2 separate regions of the Homo sapiens genome follow, and region 2 is linked to region 1. A link is a loop called in an ENCODE intact Hi-C map of the cell type or tissue named here. Cell type or tissue: ovary. All regions are shown on one strand.

The links. Peaks named below come from ENCODE experiments on the same cell type or tissue, not always from the same donor. Only the 100,000 strongest peaks of a DNase experiment are listed, where the experiment ranks them.
Region 2: it touches region 1 in a loop (2.4-fold over the local background); 4 of 110 quality-filtered maps call a loop at or near these places.

What each region holds. Positions count from the first base shown.
Region 1 is chr14:99,994,775-99,997,274 of GRCh38, forward strand. It overlaps a transcript of EVL not described here. Among named protein-coding and RNA genes, the nearest start is that of EVL, 69 kb to the right of the region's middle. In ovary, no CTCF peak of the experiment used is centred here; a DNase peak (open chromatin) is centred at 1,187.
Region 2 is chr14:100,121,537-100,124,036 of GRCh38, forward strand. It overlaps EVL (Enah/Vasp-like), which reads left to right. Exons shown (of 14, transcript NM_016337.3): 4 at 2,003-2,066. Among named protein-coding and RNA genes, the nearest start is that of MIR342, 13 kb to the left of the region's middle. In ovary, no CTCF peak of the experiment used is centred here; no DNase peak of the experiment used is centred here.

The DNA.
Region 1 (2,500 bases):
ATTTAACATCTTTTCATTTCAACTTGACGTCCCTTTAGCATTTCTAGTAGGGGAGGTTTAGTGTCAGCTTTTATTTATCTGAAAGAAGGGAAAAAAGTCTTCATTTCTCCTTCCTTCATTTTGAAGGACAGTTTTGCTGCATGTAGTATTCTTATTTGACAGTTATTTTTTCCTTTCAGCACTTTGAATATATCATCCCACTCCCTTCTGGCCTGCAAGATTCCTACTTAGAAATTATTTGATAATCTTATAGGAGCTTCCTTATACATGAAGAGTCACCTTTCTCTTGCTGCTTTCAGGATTCTCTTTTTGTCTGTGACTTTTGGCAGTTTGGTTATTACGTGTGTTAGTATGCGTGTCTGGATTTATTCTATTTGGAGTTTTTTTAACCTTGAATTTGTGTCTCCATGGCTTTCCTCAGAGTTGAGAAGTTTTAGGCTCTCTGCCTCTTTGTCTTTTTCTTTGTATTCTGAGATGTCCATTATTTACATGTTATTTCACTGGATGGTAGTCGATAAGTTCTTTGAGGTTCTCTTCACCTTTCTTTATTCTTTTTTCGTTTTATCCCTCTGACTCAGTAATTTCAAATGTCTTGACTTTGAGTTCGGTGGTTCTGTCCTCTGCCTAGTTAAGTGCTTTTGAACCCCTCTAGTTAATTTTTCAATTGGCTCTTCATAGTTTTTCTTTGTTGATATTCTCATTTTGTTTATGCATTGTTTTCCTGATTTCTTTAGTTTTCTATCTGTGTTGTCTTTTAGTTCATTGAGCATCCTTACAGTGGCTATTTTGAATTCTTTGGTAATTCATATAAATCTATTTAGGGTTAGTTTCTGGAGATTTAACTTGTGGTTTTGATTGGGCCATGTTTCCCTGTTTCTTTGTATACCTTATTATCTTTTGTTGAGACTTGAGTATTTGAAAAAACAGCACCCCTCCCAGTCCTTACAATCTGGCTTTGTACAGGGAGAGATCATCACCAGTCAACTTTACTAGATAATCTGGAGAACTCTCAAGCCTTTTCTTGGGTTGAGTCTTCTCTATGCATGTAATACCCTAGTTGAGGTTTACCTATTTGTACTCAGGATTTTCACTTCCCGATTTCCATCTGTGGTACTGTTTCCTCTCTGGTGCTGTGGCAAGCCTTGGTACTGGAGTTCTCCCTAGCGTCTGTCAGTGGTACTGCACACTCTCTGGTGCTACAGCCAGTTGCAGTGATCTTTGTTTTCAGTGGCTTCCAACCTGGTGCCCACTTCTGTCTTAGATTCAGTTAAGAAACCAGTCCCTCAGGTAGCTTCCCCCCTCCCCCACCACCCCATCAAAGTGAGAACATTGAATGTGTGCTCTACTTTTATCTTTTCATCCAAGAAAGAAGGGATTTGGGATTTTTTTTTTTTTTCCAATGGTGCTATGCTGTGCTGGGGAGAGGCTGTGGAAAGTATATGCCATGAACTTTTCTGCTGGCTTTCATGAGGTTCTTCTTGGCATACTTGGGGTACAGAAACCTCTTAACTGGTTTCTGGATTTCTCACAGAGGCCATCTAACATTGTTAATTCATCTCCATAGGGGAAGGAGGATCTGGTGTTTTCTATTCCATCATCTTCCTGTGCTCTCTCTTTTGGAGTCAACCTTCTCTGGGAACTAATTTAATCCCTTTATATAGTTCATGAAATGTGATAAAATGTGAACTCTGAGTTCAAAAGTGCAACTTGGTAAGGGGACTTCAATTCTATTTCTCAATTAACATAAATAGTAAAAATAACTCATTTGTTGAGTATTTTTACATGCCAGGCATTGTTCTAACCAGTTAACATACATTATCTCATTTAATCTTTGCAATATCTCCAAGAGGTAGGTATGATTACTACTCTCTTTTCCCCCTTCCCCCTTTTTTTTTGAGGCAGGGTCTAGCTCTGTCACCCAGGCTGGAGGTCAGTGGCACAATCACAGCTCACTGCAGCCTCAACCTCCTGGGCTCAAGTGATCCTCTTACCTCAGCCTCCAGAGTGGCTGGGACTATAGGCACATGCCACCGTGTCTGGCTGATTTCTGTATTTTTTTAGAGATGGGATCTAGCCATGTTGCCCAGGCTGGCCTCGAACTCCTGAGTTCAAGCAATCCAACTGCCTTGGCCTCCCAAAGTGCAGGATTACAGACGTGAGCCACTGCGCTCGGCCTACTGCCCTCTTTTTATAGGGGAAGAACCTGAGGCACGGAGTGATGAGGTGACACCCATTTGGCTAGAAATTGTAGACTAGCAATTCCAAGCTTGAGAGTCACGGTACTGACTGGACTGCTCAAAATGTCATAACTCAGAAATTTTAGATACTCTGTTATTACATGATGTAGACCTTCAGTTTGTGTCATTTCCCATCTTTATTACGCATTCCTTTTTTTAATCACTTGCAAAAATAATTGTTTGCCTAAGTGTAACTCCTTTGGCATTTCTTGTATGGCTAATGTAAATGCCCAGCTTCTCATTGAGAATTCCAAGCTTTGAGG
Region 2 (2,500 bases), 130 kb after region 1:
TCAAGTGTTATCCTTTCCTGCTCTGTCGGGTCTAAAACTCCAGCCAATTTTTAATCAGGTCTTAGGTGCAGGGGCCAGAGCCCTCTGGAAGGGCCAGGGCTCCTATTAGACTTTCCCAGCCTCTGGAGAAACAGGTTGGGAGGGTGTTGGGAGGACGTCAGCCCAGCAGGCAAAATGGGGAATCCAAAGCACACAACCACACAGGCCTGTGTGTGGGCAGCTGGCTGCCATCGGGGTCCTGACAAGGGTGGAAAACAGTTACAGTGACCTGGGCAAGGCCAGACCACAGACACAGAAGGATCTTGCGACAGCTGGTGGAGCCCAAGCGTGGAAAGGCCTCCATCCTAGGGCAGGGCCAACCCTCAGACCAAATGCTAGACAGGGTCGCTGGGACAGGGACTCAGCTCCCAGAAGGACAAAATCCAGATCCAGGAGTGAACTCAGCCGTTGAGACCCGGTCTTAGAACAAGGCAGATGTCCAGTTGTCCAAGCCAGAGCCCAAAGCCTGTGCCAAGCTCACAGCAGAGCAGCTCAGGTGCAAGTCCCGGACGTGGAGCTGAAACGCCAGGAATCCCTCCCGCCTCAGCCAGGATGAGTGGCAGTCAGGGGGCGGGGGGACACATGCCCACAGCACCTTGCACACCATCCAAGGGCAGCTTATGAGTCTGCCACATTCATCCTTCTTTCTTCAAGCTGGTCTCAATCTGACACCACTGTCTGATTGAGTTTAAGAAAGAACGTGGCATTTGCAGTTGGTTTGCATCTGCCACTTGCTGTATGTAAGACCTTGGGCAAGCCATTTAGCCTTTCTGGGCCTGGCTTCCCAGCTGTTACAAGTCCTTATGGGAGCCTTCTTATAGGGCTGTGAGAATTAGAGTTAAATTTAACATTAAATTTTAAAAAGTGCCTGGACGTTGCTCTGGTAATAATGTTCACATATTCATTCCTTCTGTTTCTTGAGAACAAGGAGGGAAGAACCACTAAGACCTTGGTCCTCTATGAAGTAGGAGGGAACAGGGCTGTCCCCACATCATCAGTGCAGTTGTAACTTGAATATTGCTGTGACCCCATCCTGCGGCAGAAACAAAGCCACTTCCCCATCTTGTCAGGGAGGTATGAGAGCAGCCTGCCCAGAGTCCCTCTCCCAGTCACTGCGACTCTCTGCAGTTCCCTAGTGACACCTGAGCTGGCAGAGAAGGAACAGTCAGCTCTTTCTTAGGTGGCGGCAGAAGCTTAACTGTGGCACAGCATGGGAAGCCCTGCACAGGCCCCAGCTCCAGCCTCCTCTGAACAGGAGGTCTGCACAGCAGACTTCGCCTATGCCGGGGTCCCTCCTTCAGGGTCCAGGGCAGGGTGTGGCCAGAAAGTTCCACACCAGTCTAGAACAAGGGGAGCAAGGGCAGGGTCTGGCTCCTTCCCACCCGCAGCTCCAGACACCCTTTGTAGACAGCAGGGGTCACCCCAGGTCTAGAAGCATAGGCCTCAGCTCAGACACACCCAGGTTTTAACTCTGACCAAGACATCCGCCAGCTGTCAGTGTCAGTCCTTTGCTCAGAAAGTGGAATCAAGTGGACTTGTTAGGTTTGGCAATTCCCAGTTCCCCGCTGATTTTAATTAGAACATCCTGGTGGGATGTAAAGAGGCCAGATTCAATGTTAAAGGGTTGAGGGGGTGGTGGCCAGCAAGAAGGTCGAAGCAGTGAGAAGATAGTTTGAGAGAGAAGGCGAGCAGGGTCAGTAACTGAAAGGGTTAATTTTTAACCATGTGAAAGTTTGGGTCTCATTTATTGGTTCAGAATGAAGAGCCGTGAGAGAGAGAGGGTGATTGAGAGAGGAGATGGAGTGAGTGATGCACAGGTGTGAGTGAGGCCAACATTTAAAAAGATTCTTAAGGATGTCTCTTCTGCAGCCAGAAGGTGGGCAGAGATAGAGAGCACTCCAGTTGGGTTTGCTGGGGCCTTTCTTCCTCTAACCACACTGTTTCTGTGCTTCTCTGCCCACAGGCCCCTCCAGCCAGCGTCAGGTGCAGAATGGCCCCTCTCCTGATGAGATGGACATCCAGAGAAGGTAACCCAGCACCCGCAGGGGCCAGGCTGGTCATCTCCCAATCAGGCTGGGTGGCCAGGGGTGCCTTCAGCGGGTGAGGATGCACCAGCAGCCAAGGCCAGGACTCCTAGAGGCATACACTGCGGGAGGGTGCAAGGTGCAAGCCAGACCAGGAAGAAAGAGGGGGCCGATGCGCAGCCGCTGGTCCCGGACACCAAGACCAGGAATGACTGTGGGAGTCTGGCATTCTACAGAGAGTGCTGCTGACCTCCAGCGGGACGGCTCTCAGGGTGACCCAGCAGGGCCCAAGTGCTGCTCCCTTGTTGCCTCACTTGCCCTTCCCCAACGTAGCAGGAGGCAGTCCAGGCATGAGGGATTCAGCCTGTTGGGGCAGTCACGCCCATGGGATGGGGCTAGGGACCATAGGAATGAACCCCCTCACCCCATGGAGCTTC